5 separate regions of the Homo sapiens genome follow, and regions 2, 3, 4 and 5 are each linked to region 1. The links are chromatin contacts, found by Hi-C or POLR2A ChIA-PET in ENCODE. All regions are on one chromosome and are shown on one strand. The core of a region is the stretch at or near the end of the contact, and the rest is flanking DNA. Distances in the headings are between cores, read along the strand shown. Region 1 holds the start of TCF7L2 (transcription factor 7 like 2). Region 2 holds the start of NHLRC2 (NHL repeat containing 2). Region 3 holds the start of GPAM (glycerol-3-phosphate acyltransferase, mitochondrial). Region 4 holds the start of CASP7 (caspase 7). Region 5 holds the start of ACSL5 (acyl-CoA synthetase long chain family member 5).

Evidence for each region. Hi-C counts contacts between places; a loop is a spot of excess contacts on that map. ChIA-PET counts read pairs that join two places held with the same protein, here RNA polymerase II (POLR2A). Pooled maps may share reads with other maps.
Region 2: a loop to region 1 is called in a map of CD8-positive, alpha-beta T cell, with 4 times the contacts of the local background. The contact joins the promoter of NHLRC2 here to the promoter of TCF7L2 in region 1. A Hi-C loop is called at or near these places in 1 of 168 maps with a recorded cell type or tissue (CD8-positive, alpha-beta T cell) and 4 of 50 pooled maps. POLR2A ChIA-PET finds 5 or more read pairs at or near these places in 1 of 52 experiments (Caco-2).
Region 3: a map of OCI-LY7 shows a loop between it and region 1 (7-fold over the local background). The contact joins the promoter of GPAM here to the promoter of TCF7L2 in region 1. A Hi-C loop is called at or near these places in 3 of 168 maps with a recorded cell type or tissue (CD8-positive, alpha-beta T cell, OCI-LY7 and naive thymus-derived CD4-positive, alpha-beta T cell), 1 of 37 single-sample maps with no recorded cell type and 9 of 50 pooled maps.
Region 4: a loop to region 1 is called in a map of OCI-LY7, with 8 times the contacts of the local background. The contact joins the promoter of CASP7 here to the promoter of TCF7L2 in region 1. A Hi-C loop is called at or near these places in 2 of 168 maps with a recorded cell type or tissue (OCI-LY7 and endothelial cell of umbilical vein) and 9 of 50 pooled maps. POLR2A ChIA-PET finds 5 or more read pairs at or near these places in 1 of 52 experiments (RWPE1).
Region 5: a loop to region 1 is called in a pooled map, with 5 times the contacts of the local background. The contact joins the promoter of ACSL5 here to the promoter of TCF7L2 in region 1. A Hi-C loop is called at or near these places in 2 of 168 maps with a recorded cell type or tissue (HCT116 and naive thymus-derived CD4-positive, alpha-beta T cell) and 6 of 50 pooled maps.

What each region holds. Positions count from the first base shown.
Region 1 is chr10:112,948,815-112,951,559 of GRCh38, reverse strand. It overlaps TCF7L2 (transcription factor 7 like 2), which reads right to left and starts at 1,313. Exons shown (of 15, transcript NM_001367943.1): 1 at 615-1,313; 2 at 287-353; 3 at 1-77. The coding sequence starts at 803. LOC124902502 (a long non-coding RNA gene) reads left to right here. Exons shown (of 2, transcript XR_007062291.1): 2 at 553-931.
Region 2 is chr10:113,853,243-113,855,987 of GRCh38, reverse strand. It overlaps NHLRC2 (NHL repeat containing 2), which reads right to left and starts at 1,327. Exons shown (of 11, transcript NM_198514.4): 1 at 938-1,327. The coding sequence starts at 1,115. DCLRE1A (DNA cross-link repair 1A) reads left to right here and starts at 1,906. Exons shown (of 9, transcript NM_014881.5): 1 at 1,906-2,745. RefSeq lists an enhancer at 143-847 and a silencer at 858-1,217.
Region 3 is chr10:112,182,354-112,185,098 of GRCh38, reverse strand. GPAM (glycerol-3-phosphate acyltransferase, mitochondrial) reads left to right here and starts at 1,334. Exons shown (of 22, transcript NM_001244949.2): 1 at 1,334-1,406; 2 at 2,208-2,305. RefSeq lists a silencer at 1,187-1,416.
Region 4 is chr10:113,678,506-113,681,250 of GRCh38, reverse strand. It overlaps CASP7 (caspase 7), which reads right to left and starts at 1,339. Exons shown (of 7, transcript NM_001227.5): 1 at 1,273-1,339. RefSeq lists an enhancer at 464-753.
Region 5 is chr10:112,372,621-112,375,365 of GRCh38, reverse strand. ACSL5 (acyl-CoA synthetase long chain family member 5) reads right to left here and starts at 1,250. Exons shown (of 21, transcript NM_203379.2): 1 at 1,097-1,250.

The sequences.
Region 1 (2,745 bases), core at 64-2,563:
CAGGTCGGGGATCATGATGAAGGGGTAGCCGGGATACGGTGGCCCCTTAAAGAGCCCTCCATCTTGCCTCTTGGCCGCTAACATGGCGGGGCGGCGAGGGGACAGCGGCGGCCGCGCGGAGCGGGAGAGAGTGAGGAGAAACTTTTTAGAAAGTGCCCCGAGGGGCCGGGCGCCCCGACCGGGCCGGCGCAGGGCCAGGCCGAGCCGGGCGCGGGGCCGGGGCGCGCGGGGCGGCCGGCCCGGGGGGCGGCTCCGGGCGGCTGCGGGGCGCGCGGGGCGTACTCACCTTCTTCCAAACTTTCCCGGGATTTGTCTCGGAAACTTTCGGAGCGAGGCGGAGGCCGTCTTTCCGCCTTCCCAGAGGGGTGGAGGTGGGGAGGGCGAGGGGCAAACGCCACGCAGAAGGGGGAGAAGGGGGAGAAAAAGAATCGGCGAGGTCGAGGGGGGGGTAGAAAAAAACAGGGTTACAAGTTTTTGCAATGGTGGCACCGTACGCACACGCCGCCCGCCGGGCCCCGCCGCCGCCCCCAGCCCCGATTTCTCCCCTTTCAGCAACATTTGCCAAGCCCAGGAAACAGATAAAAAACCCCACCAGCCCGAGGGGCTTTTCCTACCTCGGAATCGGAGGAGCTGTTTTGATTCGTTTCTGATTCATTGACTAGAGACGATTTGACATCAGCTAAATCCCTCTCTGCCGAGGAGTTTTCGGAGCTCTTCTCCTCCTGTTCGCCCTCGTCTTTGAAGGAAATCAGTTCGTCGTTGGCGCCTAGGTCATCCCCTCCACCGCCGTTCAGCTGCGGCATTTTTTTTTCACCCACCAGCAGCAATTTTGGAAGAAAAATGAAGGAGGAAGAAAAGCCAAAAAAAATCACCCCCAAAAAGTTTTGCCCCCCCAAAAAATATTGCAAGAAAAAGACGAGTCCAAGGTGAACTTTTTTCTGCTTGGGGGTCTTTTTCTCCTGGGGAGGGGAAAAGAGGGAGGAGGGGAGGGGAAGGGGGGGGAGATCTTCTGCACGCGTGAGTTTGGGTTTCTTTTTTCTCTCGTTCCCAAGGATCCGATCAATGTGCAAAAAAATAATAAATAAAAAAGGGGGGTAAAAAAAAAAAAAACACCAACAACAACAAGAAGTCAGATATAAAGAGCAAAGGGGGGGGGAAGCCGAAGATACAGGAGGTGCTCGTGCCGCTCGGATTTGAGTGAGTTGAAGTTAGACTGAGAGCTTTTCAGTTCAAAGGCGGCGCTGATTGACAGATAGAAAAAGGGGGATCGAAATCCGGAGGAACGGAGTAGTCTGGGAGCGGAGATTATTGACAGGGCGAGAGGAACACACTGCCTTAATGAGATGCCGGAGGGCGGGGCCGGCCCAGTGACGTGTGCATAAATAAACAGCCGGGGTGGGCGGGGCGGGGGCGGCTAACAATGATCCTTTCGGGCGCCGGGAGAGGGAGGAGGGAAAGAAGGAGGAAGAGAGGGGCGGGGAAGCCGGGGGGAGACGGAGGGAGGAGTGTGCAGGGGGAGCGGCCTGCGCGGAGTGTGTGCGAGCCCGGGATTCTGGGCGAGGGTGCAGGGACTTGCTCCGGGAGGGGGCGGTTTCAGAAAGACAATGCGGGGTGGGAGAGGAGGAGAAGGGGGTGGCGACCAAGTCAGGAATCCGAGCCGAGGAAGGCGGAAGGAAAGCCCACTTGGGGGGCGGGGATGGGGAGAGGCCCAAAACAGTGCACTTTAGAAATATTAGAAATAAGTCTTAAGGGAGGGGGAAAAGGAAGGGTAGTATTTGAGAAAGTGGTGGCTGGGGGAGGGGGTGGGGGGGTGCTTGGTGGTTAATTCAGCAGTGAAATCAGCCACCCTTAGACGGGATGCGACAAAAGTGGTCAAAAGGAAAGATCAACCCTCCACTTTCAGAGAGCTTGGGGAAGTGAAGGGGCTGGTCAAAGTTCCTGGTCATCTACAATGAAAGAAACTATTAACCCATGAGGCCTCCCTCCTCCCTTTTTTGTTTATTAGTAGTGAATCATTTCATGAAATGTTAAGTCCCACTAGGATGGATATGCCAAAACGACTTTTTATGCAAAAAACAAATGCTAAATGTCAGAAACATTAAAAGTATCCTTAAGGAAAAATATATGATTCTTTTAAATGTAGAGTGGTGTTTTGCTTTTTTTTTTTTTTTTTTAACTGACGTTGGAGGTAGTAGGAAATGAGCTAGAGTCAAAGTCCTTTTTGACTTAGGAGGTGAAAAGTTTGGGCGTTAACACCGTCAGGGAAAATAAAACTGAAAGTTCACCAACCCCTGGGATCAGTTGGGCTACAGTGTTTCTCGAAGGGGGTCTGAAATGAAATCCCCGAAAGACTGACCAAAATAATCAAGATGTAGGTGGCTCTGGCAGGAAATTGCTAACCAAACCGATGCTAGAAGACCTTCGGGAGAAGATGGGAAACCTGGGGCTTGAGGCAGGTATTTGTTGACTTTTAGGTATTAGAGGAGGAGCAGACTGATTTGCTACAAAATGGGGAATGGAATTATGTTAAAGAGGAAAGACCCAGCTCCCAAAACACAATGTTCCTGGGTGATAGAGCAAGAAAATTCATTTTTGCAAATACCCAGTAAGAAGTAGACTGGACACTACAACATGAAAAAGAGAAAAAAGAAAAAAATAAATCAGTAGGATTTAGCAAATTGCCTCTTAGGAGTAGTATTAGTCTAGAGTCCAGGATGTACTGTTGTCCCACCCTTCCCTGAAAAA
Region 2 (2,745 bases), core at 78-2,577, 900 kb before region 1:
TAATCCAACTGGGGCAGTTATCAGCTGTGAGGCCCTGGGCATGTGACTTAACCTCTCTGTGCTTCCATTTCCTCAACTGTGAAAGGGGAATGATAGGAGCACCTCACTGGGATATAGAGGTAATTGAATAAGGTAATATCTCCTCAAGTGTTTAGGTATCCCCTCAAGTGTTTAGGACTGTGTGTGGCAGGCCGGGCGCGGTGGCTCACGCCTGTAATCCCAGCACTTTGGGAAACGGAGGCGGGAGGATCACTTGAAATCAGGAGGTCGAGACCAGCCTGGCCAACATAGTGAAACGCCGTCTCTACTAAAAATACAAACAAAACAAAACAAAACAAAACAAAACAAAACAACTAGCCAGGCGTGGTGGCGCGGGCCTGTAGTCCCAGCTACTCCGGAGGCTGAGGCAGGTGAATCGCCTGAACCTGGGAGGCGGAGGTTGCAGTGAGCCAAGATCACGCCACTGTACTCCAGCCTGGGAGACAGAGCGAGACTCCGTATCAAAAAAAAACAAAAAAAAACCCTGTGTGTGATACATGAAAAAGTGATCAATAAATGTCAAGATGATGCAGAAAGATGACCAGAAGACACTGGGGAACCAGATTGAATGGACAGAATGGTGTGGACGTTGCAATCATTGCCACCGGGGACACTAAATATTCACGGAGTGTCCACTTGGCTAATATCAGGCGCGGGCGGAACTCAGGATACACAGACGAGTATGTGGATCCCCGTGCCAGGGAAACCCCCGTCGGTGGCCGCTTGGGGACCCCTGGGAATTGCAGAACACGCGAACAGCGGCCCAAGTTAGGCGAAGGGCCACTCCCCGGGGCGCCAGCGGCACAAACCCGCCTAGCCCACCGCTTCGCGGGAGGGCGCCGTCCCCGAGGAAGGGGAGGTGCCGGGAGGGGCCCCCACCCCGACGCCAGCCCCTCACCTTCCGGAAACTCGGGTACTGACAAGTCCTGCTCCCAGCCGTCCACCTTCTGCAGATACTGGTAGACCAGGCTGTCCTTCTCCTGCTGGGTAACGGCGTCGAGCAGGGCGTACTCTAGCGAGGTCTGCGCGGGGAGCAGGCCGGAGAGGCTGCGGCCCCGGCCTCCGGGCGCCGCCATGTTTCCGCCGGGCTCCCGATGCGGCCGCCGGGCCCGCGGGAGAGTCTCGCTGGGAGAGACGAAACGTTCACTGTCCTGTGGTTTCCAAACGGCGCATTCACCTCACCCTCCACTAGCCCCACTCCACGCCAATGACACTTTTTTCTTTTTAAAGCATAGGTCCAAGTGCCAAAAGTCCAAATCGGCGCAGTTCCCGGGGACGTAATTAAACTGCCGTCCGACCCACCCCGCCCCTTTTCGGTCCCCACGCCGCAGCCGAGCCTGGACATTGAGAGCGTCAGATTCAACATGGAATAAGGCCTTAGGGACAGCGTCCCAGAGGCGCTAAGGGAAACATCCCCAACCCTCCACATTGGGAATTAGCGGACTTTCGAACACAAATAAAATACAATAAATCCGTAGGACTTAAAAGGGCAATGTATTTTTAAAAATTATTTTTAAAGTCTCTCTCTTTGAACAGCATCCGCCGATTCGACACGGCACTGGCAGCGGGAACTTGTTCCCGCCAAGACCCTAAAGGTAAAGCGGGTAGGGATAACCTCCAGAGAGAAGGCTTTGTAAACTGGAAGTGACTGGCGCGAGTGGCTTTCACTTATACACAAACACAGCGTTTTGTCATCTGGGAGTGCTGAAAGTGCGGGCGCGAACACATTTTTAGATGGGGGTGCCGGGAGGAGCGGATGCAGCTGGAGCGGCTCCCTTGGGGTGCCGAGTGGCAGGTGGGGGGCGGTGAGGGTCCTTGAGGGCGGGCCTTAGAGTCTTCAGAAGGGCAGGACTCTGAGGGCTTTTTGGAGCTCGCTATGCTTAACCTGGAGATGATTAAGGCCCCGCTTCCTGGCCTCCCAGCCTCTAATGCCAAAAGATAAGGGAGAGGCTGGCGTGTGACCCCGTTTTGAGTCAGGTGGACAGAGGGCTGGCCACCTTCGGAACCATGGGTGCAATACGGAGTCAGACCTCAATACAAGCCCACTCTTTCACATATTTGAACTTTTTTCACATATCAACTTTTTTTGTTCACTGTGCAGGGATTGTTCATTGCTGCTGGAGGAAGATCATGGACTGTCGCGGGAAACTGAAGTGGTTGAGTATCCACTAGTCGTGGATGAGGGCAGTGACTTCGCAGTTTTTTGCGAATTACACATCTCTTTGATTATGTTGTGACTAGTTTTGTTAGATAGTCATTTAGTGTTTGGGATACCTGTTAAGCCCTTTGTCCAGGGACTGTGGTTGGATTTATGAATTATTTGGACGGTTGTCCACTTGAAAGAACTGACAGTAGCTTCATAACAATGTTACAAATCTCGTTCTAAGATTAAGCTGTTGAACCTATATTTGCCATTAGCGCTTAATTTTTGAAGTATTATTTTTATGAATCAAGCCCTGGAAAAGGACAAGATATTTGAATGAAATAGCACCCATAATGGAGAACTTCACAGTTGCTACTCCTGTGATAGGTTTATCTTAGTTTCATTGTGGTATAAATGGAATAGCAGGTGTTGTCAGGTACAAGGTTTGTAGCTTGCCAATATGTTCATTACCAACACTGCAGATTCCCATTGAGTTGGTGGGGGTTTTGTTACCTTTGTTTTTTTTCTCAGCAAAATAATTCTATAACTTTTTGTTTGTGACA
Region 3 (2,745 bases), core at 85-2,584, 770 kb after region 1:
GCAAAACCATTTGAGTTGTGAATTATGAGGTTTTCCAGTCGGGGTGCCAGGATCAGGCACTATTTCTGGTCCTGTATAATCACTGGGTATCTTTCTACTCTGCCTTGTGGGAGCAGAATTAATTTCCTACCCTGTGCAAACTTTAGTAATTGCTCTCTCTTTTCTTCATACATGATTATTTCCTGCCCTTAGGTAGCTTCCTCACACACATGCTCTAATCAGCGGAAGACTGGAGTGAGATCTGTTGTAGATCTCCACAGCTCCTTCTTTCTCTGTGTAGCTTTCTCCTTTCTGATATACAACTCACAGTTCCAGCTGCTTTGGCCTCCCTGCTCTCCCAGTTCTATCTCTTCAACTCAGGGAGTCTGCCTAGCTCTTTTTGGCTGCTCCCTCTAGTTAGTAAATCAAGGCAATCATAGGGCTCACCTCATTTGTTTTCCCTCCTCAAGGACCACTGTCCAGCACAACGTTTAAAAGCCATTGTCTTATAAATGCCTGTTTGTTTTTGTTTTTAGTTGTTTTAGGCAGGAGAGTAAATTCAGTCCTGTTGCTCCATCTTAGCTGGCTAGACTGGATTGCTATAAATTTTAAACTATCTAAATAGTTGCATATATTTAGGGGGTACAAATCGATGTTATGACTTATGAATACAATGTGGAATAACTGAATCAAGCTAATTGACATATCCACCTCAAATACTTCTCAGTTTTCATGGTGAGAACTTTTGAAATGTACTCTTAGCGATTTTGAACTGTATAATACATTATTATTTACTATATTCACCATGCTGTGTAACATATAGTCCGAAGGGGGAAAAAAGCCCTTATTTCTCCTAACTGAGGCTTTTTATACTACAAGCCTTATTTGCTTCTTTTCATATCTCATTTTCCTCCTTAAAGGAAAAGGCACTCAGCCACTTTGGTAGAAATTACACAACATGGCCATTTGCAATCCCTGCCTCTCCCATTCGTAGTAAATCCTACATAGTCTTACAGATCTCATAAAAAGTCAGACCACACACATAACCTGATAGCCCACGCGCACATTCCCAACAGAGCCTGGAAGAGGGACAAGCTCCCGGATAAGCTGAATTTACACAAAGCAGAATGAGGTACCCACACACACTCACACACGCATGGCCTAGGCAGGGTAACCATCTGTCCAGGCGCTCACACACTATCTTTAGCCACACACAGGCACGCACACTCGAGTACACACATTACACCCTCGGATCCGCTCACGCTCCCTGAGGCTCGCAGGCCGGGCCCCGCCCCCGGCGCTGGCTAGCCGGCGGCCCCGCGTCAATGCCACGCGCCGGTTGCGTCATCAGGGTGCGCCACTGCAGCTGGCATTGGCCGGGACTGGAAGTGCGGGCTTCTGCAGCAGCCGAAGCTGGAGCTGCTAGGGTGCGAACTGCCAGGGCAGGTGTGGGCTGCGGGAGGCTACTCGGGCCGGGAGCGCCGGGACAAGTGCATGGAGGTGGTGCGACTCCTGCAAGTTGCTGGGGCAGTCGTGTCCCCTATTCCCTGACACCCGAGCTCCGGTCTTCTCCCTGAGAAATCGGTCGGGCTCGTGCAGGGGTGGGGATCAGGATTCATCTCTCCTGGGGAGACTGCGCTGGGGCATGGGTTCCCCTGGGTTGGAAGGAGTCCTTATGGACTCAGTCCCCTAAGTATCTGCACGCGCGGAGGCGCCGCCAGCCAGCCCGCCTGGGTCCCTAGGGAACATTGAGGCAGTAAGGGGTACTCTGAGAGCAGCCGGTATGCTGGAGATAATTAATGACAGCGTTACCATTGATTGGACTGAGCGCTCACTGTGTGTTACACACTGTGGTAGACCCTTTGTTTATATTATTCCGTCCTCTCAACAATCCAGGAGGTTAAGAGCTATCATTCTGCCCATTTTCCAGATGGGAAAACTAAGGCATAGAAGTTAACCAACTTATGGTAATAAAAAATCACACAGATGGTAAGCAGTGGAAGATTTAAACCTCACAGCTGGTCTTCCAGCCTCTGTCCTTTTCAGATCCTCTAGTCAGCTTCTCTCAGCGCATGCTGCTGGCTGGTGCCTCTGGGATATTGCTTCTTTATTACTCCTTGACCTAGAGCGAACTGTGCGGAGGGAGGAAGTGCAAAACGTGGACCTCCTGTTGGCACAAACGAGCCTCTTTGTCCTCTCCTCATCCTCTCTTCACTTCATTTTCTCAGGCAGCAGCGGCTCCCCTGTTGTATGGACATTCTGCACCCGAAACTGATAGCTGAGTCCTGAAGTTTTATGTTATGAAACAGAAGAACTTTCATCCCAGGTGCATTGGTTTATTCTCTCCCCTAGCCTGTTATGTTAGATTGTACTTATGTTAAATTTTTAAGGACATAGGTGGTTATGCCGAGAATAACAGTGACTGTAGCCAACCCATGTGGGGATTGTAAAGAAATTGGAATATGCCTTCCAAAGGAACACTGTTAATCTAGACATGACCTTTCAGGATTTTAAAGGAATAATTTTAGGCCAGGTGAGAAACAGCCAAAAGCAAAAATAATGTGAGGCTAGAGATTATGTTTGAAAGTTTTTATATTTTGGATTAATATCTATTCTAGGAGTTTACTCTTAGTGAATCTTTTTCCTTAGGGTAGAAAAAAGCTTATCGAAAAGGATGAAAACTTATACATCAGATATTTCAAAATAGTGTGCTTTTCTTTCAGAGCTTTGTAGCTTTGTATTACCTTTGTATTAAAAGTGAAAATG
Region 4 (2,745 bases), core at 90-2,589, 730 kb before region 1:
TATTTAAAAACCACATCCATATTTTAAAAAGATTTTGTAGAGACTGAAAAAAAGTTCCTGTAGTGATTATTTCTAAACATGTTGAACAGGAGCCCACATGTTGGGGCAACTGGTACACAGCTGGGTAAGAAGTCACTGCCCAGCTATTGTCTGAACTTTTTACTTTCATGAAGGGGGAAATGGACTGCAGCTGCTTCCCCTGAAAAGTGACATCATACAATTTGTGACTCACTTCTTGCCCAAATAAAAATCTTCCTAAAGGGCACACAGAGAAGACCTGAAAACCTCCCCCTCTTGCCTCTAGCAGCTGGGAGGGGGAAAGGGAGGCTCTGCTGGGCACTCAAGCGCTCCGCTGCGTCACCCAAGGCTCATGGCACTGCTAGACCAGGGCCTTTACTTTGCTATTGCAGAAACTTTAGCTTCTTCAGAGACGTTAAGTAACCTGTCCAAAGCCACACAGTTTACAGGTGGCAGAAGGTGGACTGTGAATCTAGGCAATGGCGGTACCAAGGGTGAAGGTCAGGCCGGCGAGACCCAAAAGGAGGAAATAGCCTGTAAGTTGAGACAACAGGGAGGGCCACGTCAACTAGCCCAGGAGCCCAGAAGTTCAAGAATAAAGATCTGGAAATGATACACCCACAATCACCCACAAGTAATTTTACTGCTCCATAAACCGCAAAGCTGTCACCTGGAGCCTAACACTCCACACGTCTAAATGTCTCCTGCCTGGTTTCCACCTCCTCAAGGTCCCTCTAAGAGCCCTGCAGCAAGGACGCTCAGCTCCAGTGTACTCAGACTTGACAGAGCCACTGCCGCGAAACGCGTACCATAATCAACTCTGTCCATCCCCGCCAACAGTCTGCGGGGATCACCGTGGTTCCCATTTAACAGAGAGAGGGTTGAGGTCCCACCGCCGGCAGGCAAGGGGTGGGGACCGGAACGCAGGCAAAGGAGCCCTCGCTGTTAGCCGCTGTGCCAGATCACGAGCCCTCCTCTCCTAAATCTCGAATAGTACGAGGTGTCCCCTAGCCCCCCGGCTAGGAGGGAAGGGAGGACAAGCTGAGCAAGGCAAGCGATGGAGAGAGCGGAACGGGCCCTCTTCCCAAAGTTTCAGCGCAGGCCGTCGGGGCCACTCAGTCCCACTCAACCAGGCTCCCCTAGACCACGCTGGGGGCGCAGGGGGGAACTAGGAAGCCGGCAGGAAGGAGGGAGGCAAGGCGCGCACGGCCGGCGGGCTGGAGAGGCGCCGGCCGAGGTGGGGGCTGCAGTTACCGTTCCCACGGCGGTAGGGCGGCTGGGACTGGCACAGTCTCTCTCCGTCGCTCCGCAGCAAGGGTCTGGGGCCCCTTTAGCGAAAGCGAAACTAAAAGTCTCGGCGCTGCGGAGGGAGGAGCCGCCCTGGGTAGGGCCGGGCGGGGCTTGCACCGCCCCTGGCTCGGGGTAGTGCGCTCCGCAGGGGTGGAAGAGCCCAAAGCGACCCGTGTCCCCGCACGCATAGTCCCTGGAGGGCGCTCTCTGCAAAGCTGGCCGCGCGCTCTGCCAAGTTGGCCCCTCGCTCTACAAAGTTGAGCCCGCGCGCGGGAGAACGCGCACAGCAAAGTTTGCAGTTTCCCGGGACAGCCGAGCCGCCGCGGGTTGTTCCGGGAAAAAAACAAATCTGCCAAACTGGCCGCGCTCCAAGTGACCCAAAGAGCGCAGATTTCGCGGCGGCGCTCAGTGATGGGGCGCTCGTGTGGTCACCTCCACTTCCCCGCCCCCAGTGTACACCTCGACCTGGGCCTTCACATCAACTCGGAGACCCCTTTCCCATAGCCAGAGGCTCTCCCCTAGCGAAACCTGGATCCCAGCTGGAACTGCTGGCGTCCCCCTGGGGGACTCCACGCCTACATTAGCATGCGTACCCCACAAGGCTGATCCGCTTCGGGCCCGCTGTGGCATCCACTGTGGTCTCCTAGACGTTGCTTTGCGGGGGGCGCCCTCCTGCGCGCGTGGGCGTAGGACGCTCCCTCAGCTTTGAAGGAAGTACCCACCCAGCAGCCCAGCTTGCTGGTGGAGATGCTGCTCCTGGATCTTTCGGGAAATATTTGTTGTGCGCCCCCGTGTGTCAGGGACTGGGTATGCGGCCGGGAGTCAGTCAAACACGGGAGAGACTGAGCACTTCCACGGATTCTAGTTCACCCCAACCCCACAGCATACGCACACACACACACACACACACACACACACACGGACACACGGATTCCAGTTCACCCTGACCCCACAAAACACACACACACACACACGGATTCCAGTTATCCAGTTCACCCTGACCAAACACACACACACACGGATTCCCGTTCACCCTGACCCCACAAAAGACATACACAGGCATTCCAGTTCACCCTGACCCCACAAAAGACATACACAGGCATTCCAGTTCACCCTGACCCCACAACACACACACACACGCATTCCAGTTTACCCTGACCCCACAACACACACACACACGGATTCAAGTTCACCCCGACCCAACACACCCACACACAAACACACAGATTCTAGTTCATGAAACCCACCACACACACGGATTCATACACACACACGCACCTAGTTCACCCTGACCCCACAACACACACACACACACACACACACACACACACACACACACGTCTTTCTTCACCCTGGCTCAGGGAAGCAACTAAACTCAATCACACTGAGGTGTAAAATATCTGAGAAGAAATTGTAGTTTTATTCATATCAGAGACA
Region 5 (2,745 bases), core at 1-2,500, 580 kb after region 1:
CAAGAGCTGAGCCCTTGGCCTCTGGGGAGCCGCCTTTGGACATGGAAGAAAGATGAAGGGCTGGGAGACGAAGTGGGGCCTGTGGCATTCCATCCTCTGGCTCATCTCACGGCTGGAGGAGCACTTGTCATTTGCTTAGTTTCAGGAACTCAGCTCCCCAAGAGGCAACTTCCTCTAGAGGAGAGCAGAGGATGGCAGAGTGGGTGTCGAATCTCAGCCACACTAATACCTCTGAGCCCTTCACCGGGTGCTGTCTTCCTTCACCAAAGGGCTCAGGGCCAGGGGAAGATGAGGTTTTATTTCTTTTTTTTTTATTGACCTCCTCCAGTAAAAATGCTCAAGTTCAGGAAGGTTGAGTCATTCTAAAGGCCCATCAGAGTTGTATTCCTATCAATCCTCTGTGCACATGAGTGACACCCTCAGGATTTCAGGGGGTAACTGAAAGCTTTGGCAACCCACAACAATTCTGCATTATTGGGCAGGCTGTGGAAACTGACCAATCAAGTCTCAAATTCTAGCCACACCACCTTGGAGCTATGTAGCTTAGGCCATGCTGTTTAACAGCCTGGAGACGCACTATGCCTCTGTGAAATGGGAAGGATACCACCTGCTTTATAGGATGAGATACACCAATGAAGTAACATACATAATCTACCCAGAACAGTCCCCAGCACCTAATCGAATATCTGCTGATTCCCTTCCTCTCTGTCTGCCAAATGGGACTCTCTGCCCTCAGCAGCTGACGCACGATCCTTCTAACTACACTGAGACAGAAATTTCTTAATGGAAGATGAAGGAGACCCACATTCTGGCTTGGTGTGCTTTAGTACACTTACCAAAATCAGTGTTCCCTTCCAATTCCATCCCCTGCTAGCATTTGGATAGCTCATATATCTCCACCCCTTTTCCAACTGATTTTTTTCTTTGCCTCCCACACAAGTCAGCTGAGATTACTATTCAACTAAATGTAATTTCATGTTATTAAAGAGCCTTAGGTTGAGCATAACAAATCCCACTTTCTTTCCCCACACCAATCCCCTCCCTACTATCTCACAGATATATTCAATATAGTGCAGGTAGTATCATTGCAGCTTACCTTGGAAGAAGACTCTCCCTTCCTGGGTCCAGGAAGTGCTCCCCTCACAGCTGGCTGTATTGATTCAGCACCACATTCAGGCACTTCTACTCTTTCCACAGCTCCTAGGACTGACTGGGACACACCCGAAGCTACTGTGTACTGTCCTGAGAGTGGCCAACACACTCCCCTGGAACCTTTGAATCTGTCACAACAGAAGTTCAAAGGTAGAAGTTACCTGTTCAAACACTTGTAGTAACCTCTGACAGTAAGAAAAGCAGTGTTGGGCAAAAGATTAAAACAAGAGATTGTTATGCAATGGGCTTAAGCGGGAAAAAAAAAAAAGACGGCCCTTAGTTCAGAAAGCTAACGTTTACCAAGAGAAACCTTCGATAAAGCTCTACCTCAGGGGAAGGAGAAGGGGTAGACAGGGCTTTGCATCTGCTTTGGGGGCACAATCCTTGAGACTGTGATAGGAAGAGGAAGGTCTAGATTACTAGAAGAAAAAGGGCTCCTTGAGATCAGAGTGAGAGAAAAATGAGAAGCCACTTTAATTGGCTCAAGCTATAACTTTAGGATTCAGACTAAGCAGAGGTGTGCATTTGCAGACCAGCTATCTTCTAGAAGGGACCACTGCCCCCTTCAGAATTAGAACGTCTCCAAGACAACCAAATGAGCCAAATCAGTCTAGAGTCTAGGCTGAGAGACAAGCCTAGGACGGTTGTTTTTAGGATTCGGAATCACGAACACAGTCTGCAGCACACATAGTTTAGCAAGGCGCTAGAATAGGAAGCATTGCTTCCTGGCTAACACGGTGAAACCCCGTCTCTACTGAATACACAAAAAATTAGCCGGGCGTGGTGGTGGGCCCCTGTAGTCCCAGCTACTTGGGAGGCTGAGGCAGGAGAATGGTGTGAACCCGGGAGGTGGAGCTTGCAGTGAGCCAAGATCGCGCCACTGCACTCCAGCCTGGGCGACACAGCGAGACTCTGTCTCAAAAAAAAAAAAAAAAAAAGAAGCATTGCTACTGCGTCATGGCTCAGCCATCCTACTCTCTCCTTTTTTTTTTTTTTTTTTTTTTTTGAGACGGAGTCTCACCGCAACCTCCACTTCCTGAGTTCAAGCAATTCTCCTGCCTCAGCCTCTGGAGTGGCTGGGATTACAGGCATGCACCACAATGCCTGGCTAATTTTTTTTTTTTTTTTTGTATTTTTAGCAGAGACAGGGTTTCACCATGTTGGCCAGGCTGGTCTCGAACTCCTGACTTCAAGTGATCTGCCTGCCTCGGCCTCCCGAAGTGCTGGGATTATAGGCATGAGCCACCATGCCCAGCCTCTCTTTCCACTTTGAAGTTCTCTAGTCACCATTCTTGATTCCAAGATCATTAGGACTGCAAGGCATCATTACTAAACAAAAACAGTGGGTAGAAATGAAAGAAACCCTGGAGATGATGTGCAAACTTACTGTATAGGTGAGGCCAGTGAGGCCTTTTCAGGTGAAAGAAGGCTTCTGGAATCACACAACCAGTCGGTCAAGACAGCACCTGACTCAGAGTCATGAGAACCCCTGCAGTGCCTTGGCCCCTATGCTGCCCCATTGATCTGTGTATGTTTAGCTACCAGAATGAAGCCGCGGACCCTCGCAGTGAGTGTTACAGTTCTTAAAGGCGG